Linked DNA regions of Homo sapiens: region 1 is linked to region 2. A link is a loop called in an ENCODE intact Hi-C map of the cell type or tissue named here. Cell type or tissue: Caco-2. All regions are shown on one strand. Each heading gives the region's core, and the rest is flanking DNA. Links, peaks and the distances in the headings are about the cores only.

Region 1 (15,922 bases), core at 2,965-10,964, 100 kb before region 2:
GTGATTGCACTTTCTAAAGTCCATAGTGCTAGAGTGGCGACCTACAAGAATCTGACAAGGCCAACCTGCTCTGGGGAATATGTGACCACATAATTTTTTTCTTAAAGTTATGAACATGTAAATATTCAACATGACCAAAGCTGAGTGTTTCAGCATTTTATTTCAGTAGATCCTTTATATTTCTCTGACTGTAGGACAAAATCATCCCTGAATAGACTATGTGTTTTTATTTCTCTTCATAGGCAATATTATAGCCACCGTGTTGTATTAAAATTACACGACAGCAGCTTTACCTTTCTGACACTTGTTTGCTATATAGTGACACATGCATGTGCAGAAATCTGCAGAGAATGGCTGTGGCTGATTTGTAAAGCCTTTGGAGCCTCCAATCTTTGCCTTTGCTTTACCTGTGGAGCTGCTGAATACACCCCTGTGGACATATTTATGGAGTGTTTCCTCAAAATTCATAGACTACATCATAATTCCTTGGGTGGTGGTATGGATTGAATATTTGTGTCCCTCCAAAATTCATGCTGAAACCTAATCCCCATTGTGGTGGTAATAAAAGGTGGGTCTTAGAAGGTGATTAGGTCATGAGGGCTCTGCCCTCATGGATGGGATCAATACCCTTATAAAAGAGGATTGAGGAGGCCTGCTTGCCCCTTCTGTCATGTGAGGACACATATAAGTTGCCATCTATGAGAAATGGGCTTCACTAGACATTACATTTGCTGATAACTTGATTTTGGACTCGCCAGCCTTCAGACCTGTGAGCAATAAATTTCTATTGTTTTTCAATTGCCTAAAGTATTTTGTTACAGCAACCTGAACGAACTAAGGCAGGCTGTGTTTATTTGTAGTGCAGCTTTCTGAGCTTCAAAATGCAGACATTTTGTTTCAGGCCTAGAGTAGGGTTAAAGAATGAGCATGTTGGCTGGGCATGGTGGCTCATGTCTGTAATCCCAGCACTTTGGGAGGCCGAGGTGGGTGGATCACCTGAGGTCAGGAGTTCGAGACCAGTCTGAACATTATGGTGAAACCCTGTCCCTACTTAAAAAAAAAAAAAAATACAACAATTAGCCGGGCATGGTGGTGTGCACCTGTAGTCCCAGCTACCGGGGAGGCTGAGACAGCAGAATTGCTTGACCTGGGAAGCAGAGGTTGCAGTGAGCTGAGATTGTGCCACTGCACTCCAGCCTGGGCAACAGAGTGAGACTCTGTCTCCAAAAAAAAAAAAAAAAAAAAAAAAATTAGCTTGTTAAACAATGCCCATAGATGATTCTGAGACAAATAGTCCACGGATCCCAGTTTGAGTTGACGACTGGATTAGCACAATAGGAAAATGGAAAGATGTAGGAATTGTAGTCTCTGCAATTGACACACACAAACAGAGGCAAGAAGGCAATGACATTCATTACATGCAAGTGATCGAAGAACCCCTAATAATGGCTAACATTCACCGGATGCATGCATTAACTGATTTAATCCTTAGAGCTAGGTTCTGTTACTATCTCCATTTATAATGAAGGCATTGAGGCAGAGAGATGTTAATTATCTTGCATAGAATCACAGAGCTATTAAGTAACAGGGTTACATTTATTTAGGCAGGTCTGCCCCCAAAGTACTTATTCTAACTCTGACACCATACAGCTTCCAGCTAGTGTGCTTTGCTTTCAAAATCCAGATGTGTCAAGTATATACATTGGTGCTTGTTTAGTGTATGTGTGTATATGTATTATGATAATTCATGTGGCAAAAGCATTTTCTCAGAGTTTTCCTTTAAAAAATGCATTATTTTTTAATCCAGAGAATCAATTTATAACAATGCATTTGTATTTTAACAAGCAAACATATGCTATAGTAAATTCCAGCCAGGTACTATACTTAAGCACTGGGAATATAGAGATAAAGACCCGTGGGGAGCTTACAGTGTAATGGGAAAGAGAGAGCTGATCACAGTCCAGGACAATAGACTGGGCAGTCTACAGTTTGGTATTGGTGACTAGTATGGTGGAGAGCAGCTCAGCTTTAGCAGAAGTGCAGGGCAGTGGCTGGAGGTGTGTGGGGGGAAGGGGTCACGAAGCCCAACCACGACTGGACTCAGATTAAAATGATTTAGGGGACTTCACGGAAGAAGTAAGACCCATGGGGCCTTTGAAGAATATATTAGAGAGTCCATGAAAATCGAAGTGGCTGCCATGTGCTCTATCCTCCTTGGATGGCACTTAGATTTCCATACAGCCTTTCCACGCTTCATGCCACGTGACTTTGTAACCCTGGCCACAACTGCCTAGACCAGGGATTACTGCCAAACTCAAGGGCAACTGTTTAGAAAGAAGGTGAAAATCAATCCATTTGTTTGGGGAGTATGAGTGGAAGATGTACCTTGGAAGCAATAGCCAACTGTGTTTGAGGCAGCAAGATGTTAAGGGCACTGCTGTCCCAAGCATGATCCATGAGTCTGGGCCAAACTAGGAACTGTTTGTTACAGGTATTTGAAAAGGCAAGTACTGAAACAGAAATGAAGAGTTTAGAAATTTTTGTAGTGATTGAGCATTGTCAGAACATCCAAGCACATGGCTAATAGCTATATTAGGGATCTGTTGACGCAAAAGAATTTATCCCAAAACGTAGTGGCTTTAAACAACAATGAACTTATGATTTCACACAATCTCTGTAGTTCAGGAATTCAGGATCTGCTTAGTTGGTTGTTTCTGGCTAAGGATCTCTTCTGAGATTTCAGTCAAGTCGCTGGCTGGGACTGCAGCCATCTGAAGGGTAGGTTGAGGTGAGGGGCTGGGGCAGAGGGGATGTTCACTTTCAAGGTGACTCATTCAGATGCCAGATGGTGGGAGACCTCAGTGCTTTTCTACATAGACCCTTCCATTAAGGTGCATGAGTATTCTCACAATATGATGGCTGACTTTTCCAGAGTGAGTAATGTGAGACAGAGAGAGAGAGAGAGAGAGAGAGAGAGAGAGAGAGAGAGAGAGAGAGAGAACAAGAAAGAGGCTAGAGTGCTTTTTTTTTTTTTTTTTCCTGAGACGGAGTCTCGCTCTGTCGCCCAGGCTGGAGTGCAGTGGCGCAATCTCAGCTCACTGCAAACTCCGCCTCCCGGGTTCATGCCATTCTCCTGCCTCACTAGCCTCAGAAGTCATGCACAGTGGCTTCTGTCATATTCCATTTGTTAGAAGCAAGGAACTAAGTGCAGTCGCCACTCAAGGGGAAGGAAGTTTGTCTCCACCTTTTGAAGAGAGGAGTGTCAAAAAAATTGTGGACATATTTTAATGCCAACACAAAATATTTGTTTTGTTGAGCAAGGTCTAGACAAATTCGTGTGTTGTGGAACTTGCACAATGAGACACGTGGTGTGACTATGAAGTAGTCATGGGCATATGGACCACTTATTACTCTACAAAAGTTGAGAAAATTTAAGAAGTGGTCCCTAAAAAAACAAAAACAAATGAAAAAAAGAGAAGTGTCCTTCATCAGGGAGTGGTTTAGAAGCACTAGCCTTGAATCCTTAAGCCATAGTCTCCTACATTTTTACTCCGAAACCAAAAGAATTTTGAAAATCTACGCACCCTCCCTTACACATTTTAAAGTTAACATCAGAAAAATTGTACTATAAGTTGAAAACATATTAAAGAATATATTTCTGATATATAACAAATACTGACATTTGAAAGCAAATGATTACACTTCTCTTTTAAATGTCTTCAGTGGAATCTAAGTAACACAATTATTTGATATTCATTATCTCCAGTTAAAAACACATGAATAAGCCTTTTTAACTTTTGGTAATTGTATCTTTTTTCTCTTTAACTTAGTTTTCCACTTCACCCAGAAAATATTATCTTATTAAAAACTATTTTTTACTGAAAACCTTTTCCCCATAACCCTATCATAGTTCTCTGCCAGAAAAATATGTATATAAATTGAAATCATAGGATTACTTTTATTTTCTGTAGTTGAAAGCTCTCCATGTTAAAATTTTGGTCTGAATTCAGTTATAACAAGTATTATTAGTATACAATTGATCAAAATACTATGAACATAAATACTGATAAATAACTACTAAAGAAAAAGCAAAGTTTTATTGGAATTGCATATGTAAATGAGATGAGTAGTGCTTTTACTCTTTTTAGCTTGTGACTTCATTGGATGAAAATGACTTACTGCCAGAGTTTAGCATTAATTTTGTACCTATTTTTCATTTTTATGAATGTCTGTGCTAAGAAATCTTGTTCTTATAAACAGGTAGGTGTTAATATAAGTTTTCTTATTGTAATATCATCCAAATCTTTTGACTGCTTCTGGCTTATATAACCAAAATTGCATAAGGATACATCCCCATGTAGCTATAAAATTAAAAATTGTTTTTAATGATCTAGTAGCCGATAACTCAGGTTTAATTTTGTTGAAAGCAAAAAATTTAAAACAACCCTGTCTATCAAAGGGATGTGTTATGCAGTCAGTAGAATTATTCATTTTTTGGTTTCTGGGAAAATATTAAAAAATCATGCTTATCCTTGAAGTCTTCATCTAGTATGAAATGACTATTAATTTTATCTGGTACTCTTAAAGGCATTCCTTTTAATCCAATATGTTTAGAAAGTGTTGGAAAATAGAAATATTGTTCATTTCAATACAATTTTACCAATATAGTATTTTTTCAAATGCTTTTGACTTCTCACATGTTTTAGAAATATAGAATGAAAACATTTAGTTTATTCAATTTATGAAACACATCTTCCATTTGCCCTAATTGCCAAAGGTAGTTCCCTTTGTTAAATAAATTAACCAATTTGGACTTACTTTATGTTATAAAAAGTTATATTTCATTTTTATTACAATACAGTGATAAATTTATTGTATTTCATATTTTATAAAGTATACCAAACAATAAATTATATATTTATCATGTAGATGACAAATATCATGTCAAGATTAAACTGCTGTAGGTCACTATAGTTTCTATCTTATAAGAAAAAGATAAATCAATATTCTGTTTCACGTTAATTTATTATAAAGCAAGATAATGTTTAGCCAAATTTATTACATTTTTAAGGAAGTAATAAATATGATAGAAAGCAGGAAATTCCTTCTGTGTATGGATATGTATTGAAGCTTTTTCTCATTATATTTTTAATTCCCTCTTATTTTTTAAAATATTAAAACCATATTTATATGTTGTATTATAATTCTACTAGGTAATGAATTTGCATATCTCATCCTGTTTTATTTTTCTCTGACTCTTACTCATGGTGTCTTACTTCTATTTCTGTTTTGTGATTTTTTATTGTAAGCTCATATTGGCTGTAATTCTATCAGTGGGAAATTTTTGAGGCTGGATTTGGGCATACATTCTTCTAGGAAGGATTTTTGTTGCTTCTGCAAGGTACCTATGGGCATTAAATCTGAGTCCATTTTAAATTAGGCATTAAAGCATGGTCCATCTTAAATTGTACGTCTCTATTTTTAATTTTCAGAATTATTGCAAATAGTATAGATCTAACATGTATATGAAGGCTGGCTTGTGTCCATGTATTCACTGGGGACAAAAAAAAAAAAAAACAAAACCGGCCGGGCGCGGTGGCTCACGTCTGTAATCCCAGCACTTTGGGAAGCCGAGGCGGGCGGATCACGAGGTCAGGAGATCGAGACTATCCTTGCTAACGTTGTGAAACCCCGTCTCTACTAAAAATACAAAAAATTAGCCGGGCGCAGTGGCAGGTGCCTGTAGTCGCATCTACTCCGGAGGCTGAGGCAGGAGAATGGCGTGAATCCGGGAGGCGGAGCTTGCAGTGAGCCGAGATTGCACCACTGCACTCCGGCACAGGCGACAGAGCGAGACTCCGTCTCAAAAACAAAACAAAACAAAACTCCCCTCACCTCCAGGTCCTAGGCAATATTCCTTATTGTCTGCTTGTGCATGAAGGGGTCTTCCACCTTGTTCCACCTTTCTCTGAAGGCATATTTCTTCCTGGGTCTCACTTTTTGTATATAGTAATCTTACTTATGGCGCCTCTTCCTGCCCTGTTTGAAGGCTGTTTTTTTTTTTCAGCGCCCTCTACAGGCCAAAGACCTAATTCCTCTGGATTCATACACCTACCCAGACTGCCCATAGTTTCAATTCTCAATTGTCTATCTGGTCTGTTGTTCCTGATCTTAGTGAATTTTCCTTTCATTCTTACAGATTTGTGTAACAATTTGGAATAAACTTTAAAAAATTATTTTATAGAAAATATATATTATCTAGCACCCTTGTATGTCAGGATCCCTACTATGCTGTATTGCCAGAACCAGAAATCTTAGATGTAAATTTTGTCCATGTTTAGACAGTAGCAAGTGTTACCATGAATAGTTTGACTAGTGGATTTTATTTTGCATTTTTAGATTTTTATGTACAACTTTCCTCAATAGCCTGGTTAAAATATCCTTAGGAAGAAAATAGAAAAAAGATTCCTGGAAGTACAAAATGATGCGTTGAAAACTTTCTGATTTGGACTTAGGCCAATTATTTTAGTCCTAACTTCCTGTCTGCAGTGAATGGTCCAGGGATGGGGATGTGATTTAAGCAGGCCAAGCCGAGTCCTTCTGTGGGATTTTAGAAAGAACACTAGGAAAGAGAAAAATATTCTCCTTTTCTTGCATCTTGAACTGCAAGGATGGGCTTTTCAATCTGCAGGTGATTGCATCCTTTGAAAGCCTGTTTGCATAGCAGACAATGAAGCTGAGCAGAGAAAAACAAGATGAGAGACAGATGGAGTAGGAGACCTGAGAAGATGGCTTGAGTCCATGAATTCTGGTGTTCCCTAGGCCACATTTGCCCCCATCCTTCCCAGGTATGTGAATCAATAACAACTTCCTCCATTTATTTGTTTATAATTTTTTTTCGCTTAAGCTGTTTTGAATTGAATTTCTGTGACTTGTAATAAAAAAGCCCTAACCAGTAGAGCTCACAGTCAAAATATAGAAAGGGGCATCTGCCTGTAGTCCCAGCTACTTGGGAGGCTGAGGTGGGAGGATTGGCTGAGTTTGGGAGGTCGAGGCTGCAGTGAGCTACGATTGCACTACTGCACTCCAGCCTGAGCGACAGAGTGAGACCCTGTCTTTATAAAAATCACCAAAAAGAAAAAAAAAAAAGAGAACCAGATAGAGTGATATGCAGTGGTGGGTTAAGTGCTAACAGAGGTATTGGGAAAGGCCTGTGGAAACAACTAGCCAGACGAGAGATTGGGGCTGATGATACCATTTGATATAGTCTTGAAAGAAGACTCAGAGAGCTCCATACAGAATGCGAAGGCAGACTCTGAAGGCAGAGAAAACAATTGAGACAAAGGACTCAAAATGTAGAATGGTATGATATATAAAAGATAGCACTGGTGGAGCATGGAATATTTAGTATTTAGATTAGTTGAAAAATCAGAACTTTTGATATCAAACAATTGCTATTAGGAGAACCCAAAGTTGTCCTGAAGTATAAAGAGTTTTCTCCACTCTGCTTCACGTTCTTTAAGCGGAGTATTTTTGGCAGTAAAACAACTATGCTGAGTTGGTGCTAGGAGCTGTACAGATGCTGTTTCAAACTGTAGGTGTTCGGGGCCTCGTTTAAGAGTATCTTGGAACACAATAGATATCTAGTTAATTTCAAGAATTGTACAGGGGAAAATGAATTATCATGGAGCCACTTGGAATTGGTCCTCATCAGCCTTAGTATTTTCCTATATTCTCCTTGAAATATCAAAGCAAAACAAGATGTGGCTTTATAACTGGTTGATTGAGAAATCGCCCCTCAATGGAATATAAATACAAAATGATTTTGTTCTGGCACTGACTTCATCCATACTCCACTGAATTTCTTTTCCCATCATTTGATGATATCTTAGGCAAATTCTGTAACTTTCCAGTTATATTTTGTAAAAGCTCCAATCTCAGTCCTGTGAAAGTCTCCCCTCGCTGCCTCCTCCCAGTGCAGGCTTTGCCCATGGTTCCTAGGGCTGGCCTGGGTATGGGGCCATGCTCTGCTCACTCCCTCCTCGTGGCATTCCAGCATTGGCCCAATCTCTGTCAGGGCCACCTCCTCTGCCTTCCTCTTCTAGGCTACAATAGCTCAGCTCTTATGTGAAGAGGGAAGACTACAATAAAAGGGAAAATGTTGTTTTTCTTTTCCCCTGGATAGTGTGGATACCATCTTTTCTCTGGTGGTTTTGCTTTTTATAAGTGGAACTTGTTCCAAAGCTGGTTTTCCGTGGAGATCATGGCTGGGGCCCCCACAATCACAATTTCTTGAGAGGGGGATTCAGCTTTTGCTTGAGCTTTTAAGTCTTCCTCAGCCCACTTGGTTGTATTCCCCAAAGCCTCTTTGGTGTCTCTTTGCCTCTCTGAAGTCCTTGAGAAGAAGGGGTGAGGGAGGCTTGGTATTGGACGCTTATATTTGGTAACTCTAGAATGGGGGACTCTTGTTTTCAGTTATGAGTTCCAGTCTCCAGTTTTAGCACAACACAACAAAAAGTCCAGCTAAACATACTTTCAACTGTTTTATTTCAGAGCATATTGTCCTTGGGTTATGTGAATGGGATTCTCCAATTCAACTGGGTTGTTGTTGTCAGTTCTGGTGCCGTGTTTTAAAGGCGATATTAAAAAGGTCTAATCCCCCAACCCAATAAAATTAGAGAAACTAGTTAGGGTTGCTAGATAAACTAATGATAAGATTAGAAGCTTCATCATGGATGACACATTTAGTAAAGTATTGAATATGCTTAGCCTGGAGAATGAAAGATTCAAATGTATGATGCATTTTTAGGTAGCATAAGGATTAGAATTTGTTTCCTGGTGTTACGGTTTGGCTGTGTCCCCACCCAAATCTTATCTTTAATTATAGCTCCCATAATTCCCAGATGTCATGGGAGGGACTCGGTGGGAGGTAATTGGATCATGGGGGTGGGTTTTCCCCATGCTGTTCTCCTGATAGGGAATAACTGTCCCAATAACTGATGGTTTTATAAAAGGGCAGCTCCCCTGCACACGCTCTCTTGCTGGCCACCGTGTAAGACATGACTTTGCTCCTCACTTGCCTTCTGCCATGATTGTGAGACCTCCCCAGTCATGTGGAACTGTGAGTCAATTAAACCTCTTTCCTTTATAAATTACCCAGTGTCGGATATGTCTTCATTAGCAGTGCGAGAACAGACTAATACACCTGGGAAGTTACAGGACATTAATTTTGTTCTATGTAAGAATTTCTAAAAATCAGAGCTTTCTAAAATGAACAATCTCAGGAGGTAGTGAGCTTTCTATTATTATATTAAGCATTATCTAAATACCACTTGACAGGGATGTTGTCGAGGAGTTTCAATGATAGGATGGATTGTAAATCATGAGTTGAACTTTAAATATCTTTTTCAATCTTTTTGTTCTTTTACTCCAGAGAATAACACAGAATAGCTAACTACTTTAGGCCATACTTACAATTTGGAAGGTTGGTGGGATCAACACTGATTAAAGTTCTGATTCTCAGCTTATTATGGAGTCTCACTCTGTCGCCAGGCTGGAGTGCAGTGGCATGATCTCGGCTCGCTGCAACCTCCACCTCCTGGGTTCAAGTGATTCTCTTGCCTCAGCCTCCTGAGTAGCTGGGATTACAGGTGCTTGCCACCACATCCAGCTAATTTTTGTATTTTTAGTAGAGACGAGGTTTCACCATGTTGGCCAGGATGGTCTCGATCTCTTGACCTCGTGATCTGCCTGCCTCAGACTCCCAAAGTGCTGGGGTTACAGGTGTGACCCACCATGCCCAGCCGATTCTCAGCTTTTTATCTTTTCAGTTAAGAAAAAACAATATTTGCTGTTTTTCTTATTTGGTAAAAAGCCTTACAATATTTTGATTAGCTAGAATGTATATGTATTTATTTTTAATAGGCAATACTTTTTTTTCAGGAAGTACGCTCACTTAGGTCTACTTTTTAGAGCATCATTTTACTAACATCAAGGCATTCTGGAAACTAGTTCATAGTCAAAAGTTTTTATTGGACAAAGCCTCAAAACCAAGGTAATTTGATGGTTTCAGGAAGAACACTGAGAATTATTTTTCTTCCAATATATACTATTGGTATTTCAATACTAATTCTTATGAAGCAGAGTATGATTAATATTCCATTTGGATTTTTTGAACCTGAAAAGTTATTTCAAAGGTTAATTGGAATAACCAACTAGAGACAATAAACAAACTTTTTGAAAATGGAGAGTTTATAGCCCTATTTATTTTATTAAAATTCTCTAATAATTAAAACAGTATAAGGCCAGTATAAAGTAAATTGAAAGATGGACAGGAAAGAATAGCTAGCTCCCTTTTGTCTGTTATGCAAAAGAGCTGAATATATTCTTAAGGAAACATCACAAATCATAAAGGCGAAGAGGACTTATTTGTAAATGCTACTTGCATACACCTACTACATTGCTAAAAATACAAGAAAGTAGAAAAAAAAGATTCAGATCTGCATTTCATACCATGTCTCAAAATACAGCCTATGTGAATTCATTATTACTTTAAAAACTGTAACAAATCTAGACTAGAATATTTTAAATCTGAGGATTAGGACAGCTTTTAAATTAAAAAGTCATAGAAGAGATAACATAGGAAAAGAAAAATGTTTTCATTATGTAGAAATATAAAACATAAACAGCTTATGCAATTAAGAGGAAAAACTGGTAAAAATAATTGGCAATATGTGTGACAAATAAGTGCTTAATTTCTTTACCAAATAGAGGTCATTTAAATTCATAAGAAAAATTGCTAAAACTAACTAGACAGAAGGCATAAACACACAATTTGCAAAAGAGAAAAATCAAATGGCAAATAAACATGGAAAAATGTTCAGCCTCATTAAGTGATAAGAATTAAAATGAGGTATAATTTTACCTTCCAAATTATCAAAGATTTAATCATTTTGAAGACTAATGATACCGATGAGAGAGAAAGCAGAGGAAAGCAGTTTGGTAATATTTGTCAGGAGCTTTAAAATGTCAGTATCCGTTGGCCCTGTAATTTGATTTCCAGAAATTATCCTGAGAAAATAATACAAAGCAAGCAAATGTTTTGCATTTTTTGCAGAATATTGGCAATCATAAAAAAATTACAAACGACTAAGAAATTAGGCAATAGTTGAATAAATTATAGCATCTCTACATCAAGGAATATTATGCCAATACGATTCTTTCTGTGAGCAGTTTTTAATAATATGGGAAAATGCTTATATTGTAAGGCTAAGCAAAAGGATAATATTATGTAAGTATTTGCAATATGCTTTACAAAAAAGACTAGAGGGAGAGTCATCAAAATATTATCAAAAAATTGTCGTCAGTGCCAGAGACAATATCGCTCTACTTTGGACCATGTTGGATAAACCCAGCCAAATCCTTATTCTCTGGCTCTGTTTTCTCTCGACACCATGTGGCTTGCCACCCTTCTGTTAACTCATAATTTCCTCCATCAGATGATAATAAATTTAATTTGATCGCCTCTTTCTTTCCATTAGTGATATCAGCAGGTAACCTTGATTATGTGTGAGACATTTTGGCTTCTTAATCAGTTTTGAGACTCTCTTTAGATTTTTTTAAAAAAACACATTTGCAAACTTTATTTGGATGAAGTTCTTCAGCAGATTACATTTTATTTTTAAGTTGGTTCTACTAGCTTTAGTTTTACAGACTATCACCCTCTCGATTGTTCCCCAAATTCTGGGGTTGTATTTATTTGGAGAAAATATATTGCTTTGTGCTGACTACACCACCTGTTATCTCTTGTTCCCCCTACTCACCCACACAAGCTTGATTTTTCCTTGTATTGGCTATCATGTTGAATTTGGCTATTTGGAGGGCTACAAGTGTGGGAGGAAATTTTCAAGCAATATGACCTAGTTTAGAAATCTGACTTTCCAATCAGAAAGGCAGGTGGGAAGATACCCTTGCTGTTTGCTCATGACATGCCATGGAATACATCACTTATCTTTTCCAAGACATTTCCTCTCCTAAGTGACATAGGTAGGGATCATGGATACATAAGACCTGCCTCTATTTCCCTGATCCTAATAGGAAAGAGGTTAGTTTGGCATGTCTTTTTCTTCGGAAACTCTTGCTGATTTCTGGCACTGTGTCCTTTCTGAGTGCTCATAAACTTCTGTTTATGGATCCTGTTTACTAACATTTACCAGGTTAGTTACTAAGATGCAATAGTACTTTTTCCTTGTTTTTGAAAGTCAGGACATCTGCTCATCTTCGCTTTGTTCTTCATGTCTTACTCTTCAGGATTTCTCAGGGTTATCAAAATCACACCTGAGTGTTATTTTAGCCTACTGAAATGGAATTAACCTGGGTGTAGAAAACTGATTCCATTTAGCATGATTAGGTGCTTCCTTTCAAATTTACCTTGCATCTAGGTCTTCAGTTCCCTACTAATTATGTTTGTTCGCTCTGTCAGATGGAAGATCATTCTTGATGGAAAAGATAAAGCCAAAGTGAATGAAGTAATTGTCTTCTTACGTAATCTGTTTACATTAAAATATATTCTCTAGTAGATTGAAGACCTATTATGTTCTTCTTAATCTAAACATAGTTTGACGTTTTCTAGAACTCTTAGCTACTTAATGCTTCTCAGAGATTTGTGACAACTTTTTTCTGTGACCTTAGACAATTTACTTAACCTTGATTTTCTTATCTTTAAGAAGGAAATAATAATAGTGTTTTACATAATCAAGTGATTATGAAGAATGAATGAGTCAATATTTGTGAAAGGCTTTGAGAGTAAGCACCACCTATTTGTTAAATGATTATTCTTAAAAAAATAATATCTGTGTTCCTTAGAGAACCCTTGTCTCCATTTTGTATATACCATCTCTTATGTTCAGTCATTATAATTATCATAATGGAATGATCAGAATTTATTTCTTCATTAGTGAATGCTATAGAGTAGCCTCAGGTGTTTATGAAGCACATAAAATGTATTTAATCGTTTGGTGCATTCCTCAGTAAACTCTTTAAATTGTTTAATCACTTTAATTGTAGCTCACTAAATCCTCAATGGTGTTTATGAATTATAACTTTTGAAAATGTTTTTATAATCTTCATTTGGTCTGGCTTTTGAATACATTGTCTTAAAATTTTTTTTTTAAATAAGTGATACCATTCTCATTCTTAGAGAAAACAATAATGTTTAGTATAAGGCTTTTAAAAATCTTCCCCACTGATATATATTTGAATTGTAACAGAATGATTTCACTTTTATTCCCTAGGTTGTATATGATTTATAGCCCTTATTTACAAAGTGATTAGTAAGTTTATGTGCTAGAAAGTTCTGATTTTTTCTGATTAAGTAATATCAATCAATTTCAACTTTTATGTGAAGCATATTTCTTGTCTGACTTTCAGAAACTGTTTATGTGTTCCAAACTTTCATTCTTCTATGCTAGTTTTCCAACCCTGATTAAATAACTTTATTTAATAACCAGCTTTGGTCCCTTTATTATCAACTTAGAAAAATAAGCTAAAATGTATATATTTAGCATTTATATATTTATAATGTAATACCTACATGTCTAAATACAGAAATACACATTTTGTCTCTTTTTCCTTTACAGGATATGTAAAACTCAATGCTTGTTCTATAGAAGAATGCATAAAATTTTTAGTGATTTAGAAAATGTATGTTTTCTTGAAGCCCTTCAGGTAGAATTTGGCCAAATAAAGAATAGAGTATCACATAAACTACTTAGGAAATGAATCATTCGGCTCTATAAAAGTAAGGGAGATATGTCTAATTCTAGTCAGGATGATGACATGGGGCAAAATGTGCCTCTTTCTGCTGTCATTTCAAACCCATCCGAGTGAGCCAGAAAGGGAAGTGTTAACCGCACTTAATACTTAATGCTGACTGCATGCTCATGGTCTCTATGGAGAATTCCTGCAAAAGCGATCCAGGAGCACATTTAAAGTCCTCCTTTTCTTGCTCTATTCTACCTCTCTAGTCTTATGTTCTGAGACCTCCCTGCAGGGGCCTGACATTTTGGCTAAATTATTTCCTACTTTCTAAATCTATTCCCATGCCTGCTGCTATCCATAACTTAATCAACAATGAAGCTTTACTAACTAGCACACTAATGTCAAAATTTTTTTTTAATTGGTGAAACTGGTGACTTGTTAATTAGCATAACAAATGATGGAAAAGGGGGCTTACTGGTGAAATTAAAAGTATTCAATATATGTAGATTGGCTAAAATACTTTAAAGACACTGTCTCTACCCTTGCATGAATAGAGTTTCAGAATCTGGCAAGGTTTGTCCTGTCCCCTTTGAGATGGTGCCAAAGGCTTGCTCCATAATTGTTTCTGTATCCAGCCATTGGTTTCAGATAGGGTTTCTCAACCTCAGCACTATTGACATTTTGGGCAAGATAATCGTTTGTTGCAAGGGTGTTGTCCTGTGCCTTGTAGGATGTTTAACAGCATTTCTGGCCTCTACCCACTATACACCAGTAGCATACTGCCTTTTTCTCCCCATGACAATGAAAAATGTTTCCAGACATTGCCAAATATCCCCTGGGAGCAAAGTCACCCCAGTTGAAAACCACTTGTTTAAGAGGATTTCTGCTTGAATAATCCTGACTAGAAGAAATAGAATCCTGCCTAGGGTGTGTGGCCATCTTCCTGCAGGAATGTGTCACACAGGGATGGAGAACCTAAAGGATAGCTGTCACTTCCCAAGTTGCAGAGTAGGTCATCTGATTAGTTTGTGTCTGCTATATTTATGGATTCTTATGTAGACCATCTCTGTCTGGCATACTAGATCTGAGCCTTGATTTAATTATAACCTACTAGTGAGGTTGATGGTAGCTAGCCAACCCTCTCCACCACAGACTTCTTTGGTGGCTTCTGTGATTTACCATAAAAAAAAAAAAAACTAAGAGTGTGGACCAAATTGGCTTTGGCTGATTCACCAAAGACTCAATATCCACACAAGAAGTAGACAGGCACTACTTTATTGGAAAGAAATCTTAGTGGAGGTATGCTGGGCCATGGAGAGCCAATCCATGATGTGTTGAGATTTAGTAAACCCCATTCTCACCCACAAGAAGTAAAGGCAGTACAAGGGGACTCCCAGTGGTTTCCTCCAGACCAGGGACTGCACCAATCCAAACTTCGTAGACTCTGCAGATTTGGTAACTTTCCAACTGTATTAGTCCATTTTCATGCTGCTGATAAAGACATACCCCAGCCTGGAAAATTTACAAAAGAAAGAGGTTTATTGGACTTACAATTCCATGTGGCTGAGACGGCCTCACAATCATGGTGGAATGTGAAAGGCACATCTCACATGGTAGCAGACAAGTGAAAAGAGAGCTTGTGTAGGGGAACTCCTCTTTTTTTTTTTTTTTTTGAGACAGAGTCTTGCTCTGTCGCCCAGGCTAGAGTGCAGCGGCACGATCTCAGCTCACTGCAAGCTTCGTGGGAACTCCTCTTTTTAAAACCATCAGATCTCTTGAGACTTATTCACTGTCATGAGAGTAGCATGGGAAAGACTTGCCTCCATGATTCAATTACCTCCCATTGGTTCCTTCCCACAACATGTGGGAATTCAAGATGAGATTTGGGTGGGGACACAGCCAAACCATAACATTCCACCCCTGGCCTCTCCCAAATCTCATGTCCTCACATTTTAAAACCATTCATGCCTTCCCAACAGTCCCCCAAATTCTTAACTCATTTTAGTATTAACTCAAAAGTCCACAGTTCAAAGTCTCATCCGAGACAAGGCAAGTCCCTTCCACCTGTGAGTCTGTTAACTCAAATGCAAGTTAGTTACTTCCTAGATACAATGGGGGTATGGGCATTGGATAAATACAGCCATTCTAAATAGGAGACATTGGC
Region 2 (15,922 bases), core at 4,048-12,047:
CATTAAAAGAAATCACATTCTAGGAATGCAGGAATTACCGTAGGGAGTTCAAGAGAAGATATGGTCAGAAAATATGCTCTTCTATATTTATGCTATAAAATTTCAAACAGTGAATTTAACATTCTCAGAAAATGAATTAACATTCACATTTTCCTGCATATTCTGGGCAAGACTTGACTTTGTGGTCATCATCTCCAAAACACAGTAACCGCCCTCCCTTGAGAGCATCAGTGGAAGCCAGGATTCATGGGTGGCAGCAGGGATGACACAACATCATGATTGATGATATAACCAGCATTAAATAAATGATATTAAGGAAATCCAGAGGCTAGAAAAGCTGTTATTTCAATACAAACAAATGCTGAAGAGCCAGTGTTGTAATAACAGCATTGCAACCCTTTTCTCCCAGTGAGACATGTGGAATTAGCACATCTAACAATAAAAAACACAAAGAGGATTCTGGCATCTGCACAGAAAGTGATGGTGCCTAGACACTATGAAAAAATCTTCCCTTGCACTGATTGAACAATAAGCAAATACAAAAATACCTGTTCTTTACCCATTATTCTAAATCTTCATTGATAAATCATGACTCAGATAGGCCTACGAATTTTGTAAAACATTAAATCAAATTCCTTATACAGACAGGGACTTGGCAGAAAATATTTTCCAGGGACACATACCATAAAGATGCCCTGCTTGGTATTACCTCATTTTCTTTTCTATGAAGTCACTCTTGCTTTCACTTGCAGTTTCTCCTGTCTTTCTTCACGTTGGTGCTTTCCCATGTTTTTTTTTTTTTTCTCGTTTAGGGTGTTCTTTCCTTCTTTTCAAAAATCACTTTATGCTTTGTAATATTTGTAGCCCTCAACTTCTTTCCAAGCAGGTAATTTTGCCTTTCTCTCTGTCTCTTTGGTCATCTGCCTGTCTTAGCCTTTCAGACATTCTCACACTGTAATACACACATGCACGTGCACACACACACTCTATACATATACACTATGCACATATCATATATACACACAACTGATAAACATTTTGTTTTAACGTACAAGCAGCATGTTTACACAGAATTTGTCCTTGGCTTTAGTAACTATACTCACCAAATAGAGGGCTACATATGTGATACAGGAGAGTCAGTCCAGGATTACTTGCTTTCATTCTCAATCTTGTCTGGATAATCAGGTTACAGTATGCTAAGGACATCAAGATGCCCAGAATGGCACAAGTGGAAATTCTTTTAGATGCCTTGTTGTGCGCTCTTGAGTGTCTGTGGTTAGAACTTGATTCTTTACTGGCCTATGGATCAAGTGTCCTGTGGTTTGTGACAGCTGCAGCATTGGATGAGATAACTGGGGGTGCCAGGCATAATTCATCCCCGTATGTCCACATTCTGACTATAGAAAGCTATTGACCTAAAATAACATTTTATATCATTTAAAAATATTTGGGTAGCCTAAGATCCATTTTTTTGTTTTGGATCAGGAGGTACTACATCCAATTTTTACATGTCGTACCTCTTTGTTTTCACAGATAATTTATATTTCTTTATCTCTGACACTATTTGGCTGTCCTAGAAATAGCTGATGACACCAATTAGGAGATACGCTCAGTCACTGATGACGTCCTATCCTATTATGTGTTCATGCACAGCAGGGCAGGGTATCTGAAATGCATTTGCTTTAGCACATTTAGATAATGTGTGGGAAAGGTGACAGGTTTTTATTTTCTTTTTTGCCAATTTGTACATTAGTGTCTCTTAAGTGGCAGATTAAAAATTTCTTAAAGCACTAACACTGATTAAAAATGTTTGTTTAGGCTTGTTCAGAACTCTTAAGTGCTTGCAGGAGCCAAATCACATTCTCGTCCTTTAAGCAAACAACATTTTAAAAGCCTATAATGGCTGTATCTTATTGAAGCAAATGATAATAACTTTCTATAGGGCTATTTTCTTTTATAAGGTAAATAACTAAAACTTGTAAATATGGAAAAATAATCCAGATCCATAGACATATTTGTAAGTATATATTTCTTAAAAATGTTTCAGTCCTATTAGTCTCTATCATTTTAATACACTGGCAAAATATATAGTACTTTGTTCTTTTCTCAAAACTCTTTTTCAGAATTTATGGCATTTCTTGTACCTGGTAAAGACTACTGATAAGCCATTTCTTGTGGACTAATAAAAAAAATTAGTTTTTGGTAAGCATTAATTTTAGTCTCTGCTTTTTATCTGTTTATTCATTCTTTCATCCTTCATTCAGCAATAGCTTCTGTGCTGGGCTGGGAGTCAGGTTGGAGGAATGTGCCCTCTCACCAGGAGGATGGACTTGATTGTATCACTGTGGGGGACCCACTGAATAGTGGGACCTCTGCAAAGTGCAGTGCAGCCCAAGAGGAGAGAACAACTGATTCTAACACAGGCTTCACAGAGAAGGTGACAGAGGTTTTAACGGGTTAGTAAAAAAGGAGTTCATGCAAAGACAGAAAGGCTGAAAAGACGGGTATTTGGGGAGTTCTGCAATGGTAAATGAGGGGGAAGCTAAATGTGTGTGGCTGGTGGCATAAGTAACGTGGGATGTGTAGATTGAGGCCAGAAGGCGAAGGGACTTGAGTGCCATTTTCAAGACTTTGTTTGGACTTTGTCTCCTAGCTATGGAGACCTCATAAGGACCTTTAGTCAGGGTGGTGACTTAAGAGTGGGCACTATTGGAATCAGAGGCTCTTACAATAACTGTGAGAGGGAATAAGGACTTAAGGCAAAGACCTTCTTTGTGATTATAGACAAATTTATTATGCAATACAATAGATAAAAAAGATTAATGCATAAGTCTTCATAGCCCCTCTTCCTCTTCTTCCCCATACCCCCCAGGAAAATTCTAGCAGAGCTATGGATTATGAATTGGATTTTCTTTGGAGTTCTTTAAGAGAAGAATATAAATATTCTAAATGCTTTAATTCTTCTTTGTTGCTACATCTTGATTTGTTTGTTTTTTCACTGTAACTGCACTGAGATCAGTCCCCATGGAGCTCTAGGTTATTAGGGCTACATAACATGTTTTTTTTTTAGGAGAGCCAGTATAATGTTGGGTGACCCAAAGGTTTATGCCTACTTGGGGGCAGTTTGAAGACCTACTAGTTAGTCACATCTACAAAGATAAGATAGGCAAGGTTTTAAAAACCCAAATCCTGTCTGGTTTCCTGCTACCACAGTAATTTCCTGAGGAATACTCCAGGATAAGAACATGCTGTTTATTACCAGCTAGGGCTTTGTCCTTGACACCTCACAAAAGTGCCTGTTCCAGGTCATGAACTTGGGTCAATCTGTGGGCAAGATGTAAGAACCCTTTGCCTCCTCTGAACTCGGAAGCAATTGAGATGACATCCATCTTTGGATGTTCTCTCCTGGACTCTACCTGGTTCCTGCTTGGTTTTCTAACAGAGGGAAAAAAGAGGATGCCGCTTTCCAACCATAAGGAGGCCTCCATCCAATCTTATCCTATCAGCTGCCAGGAAGGAAAAAGAGAGAAGTGATCTCTGTTCTAAGAAAGTTGCATTTTAAAGGAAGAAGTTCTGAATGAAGTGCCCCAATCAGGAGCAAGGATGCTTATCTTCTTTCCTCCTCTGATATGGTTTGACCGTGTCCCTACCCAAATCTTATCTTGAATTGTAGTTCCCATAATCCCCATGTGTCATGGGAGGGACCCAGTGGGAGGTAATCGAATCATGGTGGTGTTTACCTGCATGCTGTTCTCGTGATAGTAAGTTCTCATGAGATCTGATGGTTTTATAGGGGCTTTTCCCCTCCTTCTCTCTGCACTTCTTCTTGCTGCCACCATGTGAAGAAGGGTGTGTTTGCTTCCATTTCTGCCGTGATTCTCTTTCCTGAGGCCTCCCCAGCCCTGCAGAAGTGTGAGTCAATTAAACCTCTTTCCTGTATATTTAATCAACTATCTAGTCTCTGTTATGTTGCTCCATTAGCAGCATGAGAACAGACTAATACAGCTAACCCACTTTACCCTTAGCAGCATAGATTCAATTCCACCTTCTTTGTGGAATTGAATTCCTAATTCATATTAGGGTGTTGGGCAGAGTGAGTATTTGACTTTCATTTATTCATTGGATTTTACATCCAGGTTGTGCCACTAGCACAAACAGTTCATGGAGGGCCTTGTATACCTGTTTAGGAATTTGGGCTTTGTATGGTAAAGGAGAGTTTCTGAAGGTTGTTAATTAGGGACTTTATGGGTTTAGATGTTCAGTTAGAGAAGCTTAAAATATTTTTTAAAATATAGTATCTAAAAAATATTTTTAGAGCCCATCACTCAAAATTAAAAAGGAAAAACATTGGCAGGGGTCATTCTAAAGACAGTGAAATAGTTAGGAAGCTGTTGCTATATAATAGAAGCAAGGTATGATGAGGGCCTGAATGGAGTCAGTGGCAGTGGGATTGGAGAAAAGAGATTGGACATGAGAAATATTTAGGAGGCAAAAGAAGAGGGTTGTGTGGAAAAAGGAGTCACTTCCCGGGTTTTGTCCTGAGAAGCTGGCTGGATGGTATTGTCACTCACAAGCACAGGAGAAGGAGGATGGAAGCATATTTTTGTTGGTGGTGAACTTGATTTGAAATATGGTAAATTTGGGGTTCTGGCAGGCCAAACAAGCAGAGATGTCCAGGGCTCATCTGGATATTCAGGTCTGAAGCCCAGGAGTTGTATTTGGGCAGGAGATAGAGATGTGGGAGTCATCAGAAAATAGATGGCAGTTGAAGCTCTGAAACAAGACATCACCAAACAGAAGAATGAGAATGACCCTAGGGTGCGTGGTAGCAATGGGGTCAGTAGTCGAAGAAGAACCGGGAAGGATTCACAGTGGTGTAGTTGGTGGGAGAGAAGGAAAACCAGAGAGAAGGGAGTGAGAGGAGCAGCAGTGCCCTGGAGAGTCAAGTGCTGCAGAGAAGAGAAGAAAGGGAGGTAGGGTGGGGAACATCTGTGACTTTAGGAAGGTGGTTCATTGGTGACTGCTGAGCGCAGCTTCAGTGAACGGTGGCAGTAGATCTGGAGGAAAGTGACTCAGTGAATGTGAGGTGAGCAAATGGAGACATTGGTGTAAATGCCCCTTTCGAGGTTGTGGAAGTGGCTCACGTTTTTGAGGCAGGGCTGTGTTTGTTTTTCAGAGGTAGGGACTCGAGCATATTCTCTGCAGAAGCCCCCAGTCAGTGAGACTGGTAAAGACTGTTGTCATGTAGTCAGAGGCAGAGTCTCAGTTCTACTCCTTCTCTTATCTCTGTCACACTGAACACTTCTGCTCTTTCTTAAATCACCAGTTGGCTCCTGGGGCTCCCAGGCCTTTCTGGGTTTGCTCTGGGTTTATTCACCTCTTGTGTCAGTCTGTTCTCATACTGCTATGAAGCAATACCCGAGACTGGGTAATTTATAAAGGAAAGAGGTTGAATTGACTCATAGTTCTGCAGGACTGGGGTTGCCTCAGGAAACTTATGGTCATGGCAGAAGCGGAAGCAAACATGTCCTTCACGTGGCAGCAGGAGAGAGAAGTGCAAAGGGGGAAAACCCCTTATATAAAAACATCAGATCTTGTGAGAACTCACTATCATGAGAACAACATGAGGGTAACTGCCCCCATGATTCAATTATCTCCTGCTGGGTCCCTCCCATGACACGTGGGGATTACGGGAACTACAATTCAAGATGAGATTTGGCTGGGGATGTAGCCAAACCACATCACCCCTGTTAGAGGTGGAGGATTTGCTGTGCCCCACTCACTGCCACCCCCACTGCCACCAGGGCAGTCATGTCTCACATGGTGCGACATTTGGTATCCCCACTCCTTCACCCACTTGTGCCTTCAGAGAGGACTCGGAGCCCTCAGGAGAGCTACAGGGTAGTCCCGTAAATAGCCAGGGGCCAGTGAGATGATGTACTCTGAGGAGAGGCTTCCCACAATACAAACCTTAGGTGTCAAATGTGCTATGAGGACACTGAGGCATTGTACCCTCAGCACCTGTGGCAGGTAGGTGGGGCCCAGGCCAGCCACAACAGCCCTTTCATTTCCCCATGGTGCTGTCCCAATGTCATAATTTTCTTTGTCATGATATGGGAAGCACTGCCTGATGGGGCCCCACCTCCAGCACATTGGCTGTCTCTCTGTCACTTGGCTTCCTGAATGGTATTTAAACGCCCCCCGCATCACTGTTGGGTCTCAGCAAACTCTCTGGCCTCTTGTTCAATTTGCCCTCTGCATACTGGGAAGGCCTATTTAACTTTGCCTGGCATCTGTGTGGAAGAAACACTTCTTAGGCAAAGAGCTCCTGGAAGACAATCTCCCTAGCAACAATGAAGCATCCTCTCTACAGTCTTTTCTGCCTCTCTTTTGTTGTTATCTGGATGACAGGGATTGAATCTGGCCTCTGCCCATATCAAATGCTGTCTGGGGCTGGAAACAAGCCTCAAAACATGTTTTAAATATTTTATTTCCCCCCGTCTCCCCTAAGTCTGCCCACCATGCATACGCTTGATTAAAGTTATGCCCCAGTGATCAACTGTGAGTGACAGTGACCCTCCTAAAGGTAGTCTACTTAGCCTCTGGGCTCAGGCAACACACCTGTGTCTGATTAGACACTGTTACCCTGCTTGAACCTGTGCCACATGAAAGCAGCTTTCTCTTGTGCTCTGGTAGTGGGAGATGCTTTCTTGTAATGTTAATGCAGGGCTAGACTTTTCTCCTGCTGATCCTTTGCCTGGAATGTTCTCCTCTTCCTTGTCACCAGCCAGAGCACCACTAAATCAGTGTAAACTCCTTAAGGGAAGACTAAAGTCCTGGGAAGTGGGGTCATCCTGGCCTTATCTCCTTAAAGAACCTAACTCTTCAAGGGGGTCTTCCCTGTTAACCCTCTGTATTAGTTGGCTAGGGCTGCAGTTGCCAGTACCATGAACTGCGTGACTTAAACAACAGAAACTAATTGTCTCACAGTTTTGGAGATCAAGATCAAGGTGCCAGCAGGTTTGGTTTCTCCTGAGACCTCTTTCTTTGGCTTGCAGATGGCCACCTTCTTGTTGTGTCCTCCCATGGCCTTTCATCTGTGTGTGTGCATCCCTAATGTCTCTTCCCCTTTTTATAAGGACGTGAGTCCTATCCAATTAGGGTCCCACCCTTATGAGCTCATTCAGCCTTAATTACTTCTTCAAAGGCTTTAGCTCCAAATATAGTCACACTGAGGGTTAGGGCTTCAACATATGAATTTTAAGGGAACACAGTTCAGTCCACCTCATTATCCTTAACGTTTTCCATTTTTCTGTATTCTCTCCAGTGCTTGGGTATTGCATCAGTTTCCTATAATTGCTTTAGCAAATTACTAAAAACTTGGTGGCTATAAACAACAGAAATTTATTGTCTCACAGTTCTAGAGGCCAGAAGTCTGAAATCGGTGTCACTGGGCCGAAATCAAGCTGTCAGCAAGGCTGTACTCCCTCCAGAGGCTCTAGGGGGAAATCTGTCCCTTGCCTTTTTCACTTTTTGGTGGCTGGCAGCATTCCTTGATTTCTGGATGCATCAATCCATCCTCTGTGGTCACATTGTCTACTCCTCTTCTGGTCAAATTTCCCTTTGCCTCTCTCTTATAGGGACAATCGTGATTGCATTTAGGGTCCACCCAGATAATCCAGACTAATGCCCCATCTCAAGATCCTTAACTTAATCATATCTGTAAGGCCCCTTTTACCAAATAAGGTGACATTTATAAGTTCCAGACATTAGAATCTCCTATCTTGGGGGCCATTATTCCACCAGCCACAGGAGTATTGTTCATAATATATCATTTGATGTTTAAACAAATGATGTATCATTTGATGTTTAACAGCTGACCTACAAAAAGAGCCCTTGTTGCAAGGGCAGGAGACACAAAGATGTTTTTGCTGGGTGTGTTCAGACAAGATCACACCCTTCATACCATAATCTAGAGCCTTGGCTCTGTCCTCCCACATGACCTTCGCCTGAGGGGAGGGGCTGGGGACTAGGGAGCCAAGGAGTCTCCCTGGGGAGGTGAGGTTTCAGATGATCCAGGGGTTGGAAGAAGTTTCTCCCATGCATTTTTATCTCATGGCTGGTTAAGAGGGGTGGGCATCCCACTCCCGGAAGCCATTTCACTTTGAATACTTTGTTTACTTCTGGTTAGAAGAGTCTTCAGGAGTGTGGGCTCTGGTAAGAAGGTCCCATTTTCCCTGGACTTATACAACCAGGTCTGCTTCTTGTGTTTTGCTATCGTGACACTTTTACAATTTTTCCTCTCAGTTACCTAAGGTACCTGATGAATAGTCAACATGTTTGTGAAGTCCAGAGTGCCAGATGTATTGAAAATGAGCAATTTTAATCAACGGTGAACCTACCTCTTTATATTTTTTTTTTAAAAAGAGGGCGATTACTGAAGCTTCACAAATAGTGCTTTATTTAGTCATAGGAGCCATGATCTGGTACTAGGATGGGAGGACTTTATTGGCTGCTAATCTAAGATTGTGTTTGTCTGTTCTTCCTTCTTGCCATTTATGGTGGAAAAATCTTCCAGAGCACCACAGGTGTTTTGTTTCTTGCTTCTAGTCCCATCCCAATTTCATTTTCATGAAATGGGAGTCAGGTTTGGAAGATAATTACCAATTTCCTTTTCCTACTTTTAACAATGCCCCTGCTTACGGTACAAAGTTGTGTCTGAACATTACTGCTTATTCTGAAAAACTCAATATGTAATTTTTAATGTCGTTTCAAGCCTTTTGAAGTTTCATCTGTTTCTGGGGCATTGCTAATGGTTTACCTTACAACGCAGAAAGAACTTATAAAGGAGATGTCAGGAGAAAATAATAATCTCCTCAATGCAATCATGTCATTAAGATGCTACTGTTAAGAGTGGGGGATGAGGCAGAGGAAAGACCAGACAGTGACTTAGAAACATGAGCATTTGGCATCGAAGGCATTACTGTCTTGAAGCCTTCTGGCCTGTAGGGTGTATGGAAACATGTCAGTTATGGAGAGTTTTATATTAATCTCCTGTACCATCTAATTTGGTTGATTCAAAATTAGGTTTAATTACAAGTGATCTTCTGGCACTAGGGAGACCGGCCAACAATAACCTTCATTATCTCTTCTGGTGAAGGCCACATTTGCTCTCAGGTAAATCTCTCAGAAAAGCTCATCACTGCCCATTTTTCTTTGGTCCCAGGCAAAATTATGCATTACATGAACTCACTCTTCATGTTTTTCCTGGTCTCTCTTGCTACCTGGTCCCAGGCCAGTTGCTAGAGACTTGTGCTCCCACAGTGGGCATCTGATAAGTGAGTTCACTTTTCACTGTTGGTGGCTTGCAGATGTTGTTACTCCTGGAATTATTCTAAGGGGACTCCATGCCTAATAGAAAAAGCCTCACCTAAAAAGGAACCCATCTCCAAGGGTAGATTTTTCTAGCCCTGGGGCAGCTGAGTGTAGAAGAAATTGTTTTGAGCAGTACTGTTTTTCTAGGGTCACACAAGTTCTGCCTATTTCACTTGTAACAATGCTGCCCATGGGTATAAGGATGACATCCTTTGGAGTTTTAATGCACATTTCCTGGGACTTAAAGATGGGAATTTTCTATGGACACAGTACCTCAAAGGGTTTCTTTGTTGGGATTTTCGAGACCCAAATGTAATGAAAGAATCTTTTCACTACAGATGATCCTTGACTTATGATGGGGGTTACGTCCTGATAAGCCCATTGTAAGTTAAAAAATGTAAGTAGAAAATGTGTTTTCAATTAAGAACCATCCTAAGTCGGGAACCATCTGTACTTTTGTGGGTATTTGGGGTGCAAACGTTGGGGACCATGTGTTATGCTGATAATGACCATCTTGCTGATGTGCCTTGTAGGGTAAGGACTCACCCTGGGAGAGACTGTGAGTTTCCCTGAGGGGTGGACAGTCCACACGTCACCTCTGGGAAGAGGCAGGTCCTCGGAAGTCTGGGGCTTCTGCTCCTCTCTGAGCCTCAGTTCTATGAGTCTGGACTTCAAGGAGTTTGAGAGAACTTCCAGGGCTGTTTGTTTCTACTCAATTGAATTGTTTTTCCTACTTTGTAAGCCATAACTCCTGGCTCTCTTGGGTTCTAATGACCCAGGAGACTCTTCAATGACATTTGGATTCTGTTTCCTGGGGAGCTTTCTTCCTTAATCCTGGGGATACTCAAAGTGTAAGCCAGCCTGGGAAAAGATGGATTGAAAGGAGTTCCGAGGAGGGAGGATCACGAGTTCAGGAGATCAAGACCATCCTGGCTAACAAGGTGAAACCCTGTCTCTACTAAAAATACAAAAAAAATTAGCTGGGCGTGGTGGTGGGCACCTGTAGTCCCAGTTACTAGGGAGGCTGAGGCAGGAGAATGGCGTGAACCTGGGAGGCGGAGCTTGCAGTGAATCGAGATGGCGCCACTGCACTCCAGCCTGGGTGACAGAGGGAGATTCCGTCTCAAAAAAAAAAAAAAAAAAAAAGTTCCTGGGGCTGGGCACAGTGGCTCACGCCTGTAATCCCAGCACTTTGGGAGGCCAAGGTGAGTGGATCATTTGAGGTCAGGAGTTTGAGACCAGCCTGGCCAACATGGTGAAACCCTACCTCTACTAAATACAAAAATTAGCCAGGCATGGTGGTGAGCACCTGTAGTCCCAGCTACTTGGGAAGCTGAGGTAGGAGAATCAGTTGAAACCAGGAGGTGGAGGTTGCAGTGAGCCGAGATTGCGCTACTGCACTCCAGCTTGGGTGACAGTGAGACTCTGTCTCAAAGAAAAAGTTCCCGGGGATATAGCTGGTGGGACAACTGCCCAGTGTGTTCAGCCCAGGGACTGCAATACCAGCTTGCTTCATCTGGAGTTGTTTCAGGAGACACTTAGCCCCTCTCACTTCCTTCACCTTCGTAAATGACTTTCCCTGAGCACCTCACGTCAACCTCACTATTGAGGTGTCCCTACTCTGGCCTTCAGGTCTCTGAATGGGCACTATAGACTGGGCATGAGCTTTCACAAAATGCTGGCTAATTTTATATAAATATCTATCCTGGGAACCACCTGTTCAGCAGTCTGATTCTAGAATCTTCTTCTACTGGAGTCTTCTCAGGAGTGGATCCCAATCTTGCAGACCTAGAAGTGGGCATTTTTTACTCCAATCCCTGTTTCTGGACTGTTTTGAATAGAAGCACTACTAGGATGTGAGTGTATCCTTTGGTTAGCTCATCATATTCTTTCCCTTCCAAGAATGCCCCCTCTCCCTAAAATGATCTCAGCAGACCCTCAAGGTACCTTTTGGGTCCTTCTCTTCCACAAAACTGCCCCAGGTCTCTCCCTCCCCAGAACTCAAAGCTCTTTTTTCCCCCAGTGACCCTTTTGGCAATGAATCACGTGCATATTTTGTGACACACTCCAATAATCACTTCATGGTGAGCATAATACCCACTTCACTGACTCAGCTTTGCTCATTTTGATGTATGGCAGACATCTCTGTCTGCGTGATGAGTCTCTGGAATATTAACTCTATTCTGCACGATGGCTTTGCTTTGGGCAGATGTTTTTATCTATCACCCGTGTCGATCTGTTTTCCATGAGGGAAATTTGGCTGACCTTCAGAGGATGGATTACTGATCTCCCGGGAGCCAATGGAAGTGACATCATTAACGGATTTTTTTTTTTTAACAGCAAAAATGGAAGATAATTAAATGCAGCACAGTAGTTGTAAAACAGATTTCATTGTGTTATACATCACTTCATAAAGTAAGCATAGTTCCCATTCTTCCACATGATGCTTTTTGCAGCATTGTACCACAGAATAATGACTCCCTAATAACTCAGCTGAAAAATATTTAGATCTACTTGCTCTAAGAATAAGGTCAACATTAAACATTCTCAGATGAAAAGCTTGCTGGATGAAATAGTGCACCATCAGAATAAAGCATGCAATATATTTACAGTCAGATGAAACAAGTGTGTCCATAAATCAACCAAAAGACCATCTCCTCCTTTAGGAAATACATGTATTGCTTAGCCAGTACCAATAAGTTAACGTCGTGTGAATAATTTTGGGTATTCTGGCCTTCCTGAATCTCATACAGCCAAACCAACCAGAAGGCTTCCCCGCTGGGTTGATGGTGGCTTATCATTTGGCATCTGGAAACTTCTCTTATTTTGCTGGATATGGCTGTCTAGTGGGTGGCTTACTGACTTGCCTAAGAAAAAATAAGTCAATCATTCAGATTAATCTGGGAGGCTAATTCTAAAATCGGATTTTATGAGAATTGCTAGATTTGGGGCTAGGTTAACCTCATTTCCAAAAGAAAAACTCTTACTGGAGAGAAACCATCATGTTGGCTCATTCTATTGTGTTTATATATTTCACAGTAAAATGATTCAGTCTTGCCAGGTTCCATATTAGGAGGATTAGAACTACATCACTCAATATTTTCTTTTGTCTGTTCTAAAATATTTATCAAGTTAATTTATGGACTTATGGATTTTTTCCATTCCAGGACTTCATTTGCGGGGAGCCTTCAGAAAAAACAGGTCACTTGCAGTAATATAGAAGGACTAAACTGTGATTCTGGAGACCCGGGTTTCTCTTTGCTGTTCAACCAGTGTAGTCTTTTGTGTGTGCTGTTAACAGTGATTTCTGGCTCAGTGAAATGTGATAATGACTTCATATTTGTGAAGAGCTAAGTATCCTGATATTTTGATCTTTTCAAGCAGATAATTTCAGGCAGAAATGATATAGCTTGTCTTTTGTTAGGTCTCACTAGGGGAAAAAAATCGCTCACAAGAGCCTTGCCTACCTCAACAAGAAGTGTCTCTACTTATACAAATGGCATGGTTTCTTTTCTGGTTACTGGGTCACAGGTGGCTCGCCATTTGCTTTGAGTTTGCAAATAAAGTACATCTTGGGTTTCCTTATCTTTAAACAAGTAAAGATAAATTAGGTTAAAGTGGGAGAAGGTTCACAGGATGAGAACATCAATTCAGCTCACAGCAGGTATGGGTCTAAAGTGCCTCTCTGCAGGAAAGAAAGCCACCACCAGCAGTCCACCTGCTCTCAGGGGAAGGGACCAGGCATTGGAAAGGCTGCCTCGGGAGAAGTGACTCAACAAAATCATAAGCCGCATGTAGCTTTGTTTCCTCTTTCTAATACGGGCATATTTATTGCCATCTCAATTATACCTAATTCAATTAATGGAAGAAAATGTACATGAAAGAACTCCCAGAAACTAAAATGGCTAACTGTAGGCAGGATGTGTGATTAATATTTAGAATCTATCAAACCCAGTACTGGCAGGGCTGTTCTCTCCCCAGTACTTACCAGAGAGGGAGTAGAGCTAATGCACAGCCATACTCCTCCCCTTTTCATGAAATAGTTTCATCTTTACCTTGAGGTCACGCTACAGATGAAGAGTAAAATGAAAGACTGAATATGATCAATACTAATTAAAATGGGGGGGAGGTATTGAAAAGAGTCTAAAATTGGCTACAAATAATGAGATACATTGGACTCTTCGTCATTAACAAGATTTAGAATAGGCTGGGAAATTTCTCTTTGGAACTGTGAACTGTGACGGGTGTGGTCCAACAGAAAAAACACTGGAGAGTCATGGATAACGAAATACAACTGAGAAGTTACGGAAAGCACACAATGCCCTAGGGCAAGCTTGTCCAACCTGTGGCCCGCATGAAGTCCAACACAAATTTTTAAACTTTCTTAAAACAGTCTGAGATTTTTTTTTTTTTTTTTTTTTGCAATTTTCTATTTTTATTTTTTTAAGCTCATCAACTATGGTTAGTGTTAGTGTGTTTTACATGTGGCCCAAGAAAATTCTTCCAATGCGGTCCAGGGAAGCTAAAATATTGGACACCCCTGCCTAGGGGAACTTGTTTCGTCTACTTGGTTAGTTGTCCTAATTGCATTTTACCTGCAGTCCAAAGGTTATTTTAGATGATAGAACTGCAAGAACCCCAAACCCAAAGAAAGAATCGTTGAAGTGGTTGGGAGAGGAGGTCATTTCTGAGATACATTTCCAGGAGAAATACAAGTTTGAGAGAAGGAGCTGGTAGTTACTGTGTGCAAGTGTTTTTCTTTGATGGGGAAGGAGTAGTTGGCAAAGGGACAGGAATCTGTGTGTACATTTCCTGCTCCTGTTTCCTTAACCACCATCCTCAGGGCATCTCTGGCACCTTGGGGTCGGGTAAGTGCTCTCTACTGCCCTCGTTTTAGCTGCCTTTATCTCGTCTATATGGCACTTTCTGCGTGAAAAGACATTTGCCTTACAGGGATGAAACTGGACTTGCAAGAGTTTGCTGTAGAAGGTGTTCAAGTCAGGAAGATGCTCAGAAATGACCACTGAGAGGGTGGCATCAGTGCTGACTTAAAAAAAAAAAAAAAAATCTGACCTCACATGTTCATTTTTCCAAAAGTAGAGAGGCTCAGTTTCTAGCCTCTCAAACCATAAGGAAGTAATCAAAATGAGAGTAGATGGAAATCATCTCTTACCTTAAGGGCTCATGTACATTTCAGAGAAGCAATTTCTCTAGCTATACTTATTCTCTTATGGTCTTGTTTATTACTATAAACAAGCAAGTTCACTTTATCATTTACTTTTTATTGTGTTGCTTGAAGTACCTATGTAATGCAAGTATGTACTGTACTAAAATACCTATATTTCCAAATAACATATGTGGTGTAGCCCACAGTCTCTGCAGAAGCATCATGAGTAACCTGTGCCTTTACACTTTACAATCCGTTATTGGTTGCTGTTAAAAGTATGATAACAGATGAAGAAAAAAAAACTAAGTATGAATACACTTTTCCAAACACGCACATACACAGCTTACAATGGAATCCCAATGGAAATAAGTGACAACATCTGATGTAGAATCTATAAAATGTAGACTCTGCAATAAAAAGCCAAAGGCACGTAAAAATATATTTTAACTTTAAAAATAACTTAGTTACAGTAATACTTTGCCTGTGTCTTACCAACATGTAGCTGACAGTCAAAATTTTGCAATATAGATATAATATATAGGGATATATAAGAACTACAAGAAAATCCCCAAAACCCATAAAGTTCAAATGTGAAAACAGAAAAGTTTTAACACTGGAGAATTCGCTATGGTGAGCCTAAGCAATATATAGAAAAGAGTCTACAAAAAGGCTTAGGTGTTAAATAAATTTTGACTTCCTCTTGCTCAGAAAATGTCGGAGTGCTATAAAGTTCCGTGAAGTTCCTTAATGTGACTCGCTCAGCCCTTCATAGCTAGTGCCAATCCTGGCCAAGCCAGATTTCTTGTGTGTCTGCAAACAATATGTGAGCCGAACATCACCAATGCCTCCTGAAAATGGGCTCTGACTCACTTCCTTTTTTTGCCAAGATAGGTTTTGCTTTGTTGTTTTTTTCTAAATTGTTTTTGCAAACAGGGCATAACAGGTAAAAAAATACTTTGTAAGAATATTATTTTAGAAAACCCAACACAAAACTGCAAATACAGCTCCGGAAGCCCTTCTCTTCAACTGTGGTTAGTTTGTTTTTGTACCTTTTACCCCAAAGGAAAAAAGTTGGCATCTTGTTACTTATTTTTATCCATTACATTCAGCACCTCATCCAAAAGTGAGGGCCCAAGATCAAGCTGCAGGGAGAGGAGGGAACCTGTAAGGTCAGAGAGGGACTCCTCTGACTTAGTCTTTCCCTTGATGAGCTCGCATGGGGTGGGATGGTCAAACATGTCCTCGGCTGGCCAGTCGGGGTACTGTTCGGACAGGCTGGAGGAGTGGCTGTCTCTGCCTTGGCTGGACTGAGATGCAGAACCGCTGGAGCCCCACGAGGTGTCTCCCTGGTGGACTGTCCCATTCTCCAACAGACTGCTT

What was found. A loop is a pair of places that touch in the nucleus more often than their neighbours do. Peaks named below come from ENCODE experiments on the same cell type or tissue, not always from the same donor. Only the 100,000 strongest peaks of a DNase experiment are listed, where the experiment ranks them.
Region 1: a loop joins it to region 2, with 2.3 times the contacts of the local background. A loop is called at or near these places in 7 of 110 quality-filtered maps.

What each region holds. Positions count from the first base shown.
Region 1 is chr2:37,530,304-37,546,225 of GRCh38, forward strand. No RefSeq gene overlaps it. Among named protein-coding and RNA genes, the nearest start is that of LINC03063, 24 kb to the right of the region's middle. RefSeq lists an enhancer at 5,908-6,147. In Caco-2, for the core only: a CTCF peak has its summit at 6,071 (motif pointing left); a DNase peak (open chromatin) is centred at 5,788; H3K4me3 peaks cover 766 bases.
Region 2 is chr2:37,630,199-37,646,120 of GRCh38, forward strand. It overlaps CDC42EP3 (CDC42 effector protein 3), which reads right to left. Exons shown (of 2, transcript NM_006449.5): 2 at 11,746-15,922. The coding sequence ends at 15,625. Among named protein-coding and RNA genes, the nearest start is that of CDC42EP3, 33 kb to the right of the region's middle. RefSeq lists enhancers at 3,644-3,843, 3,864-3,933, 5,466-5,695. In Caco-2, for the core only: no CTCF peak of the experiment used is centred there; a DNase peak (open chromatin) is centred at 8,009.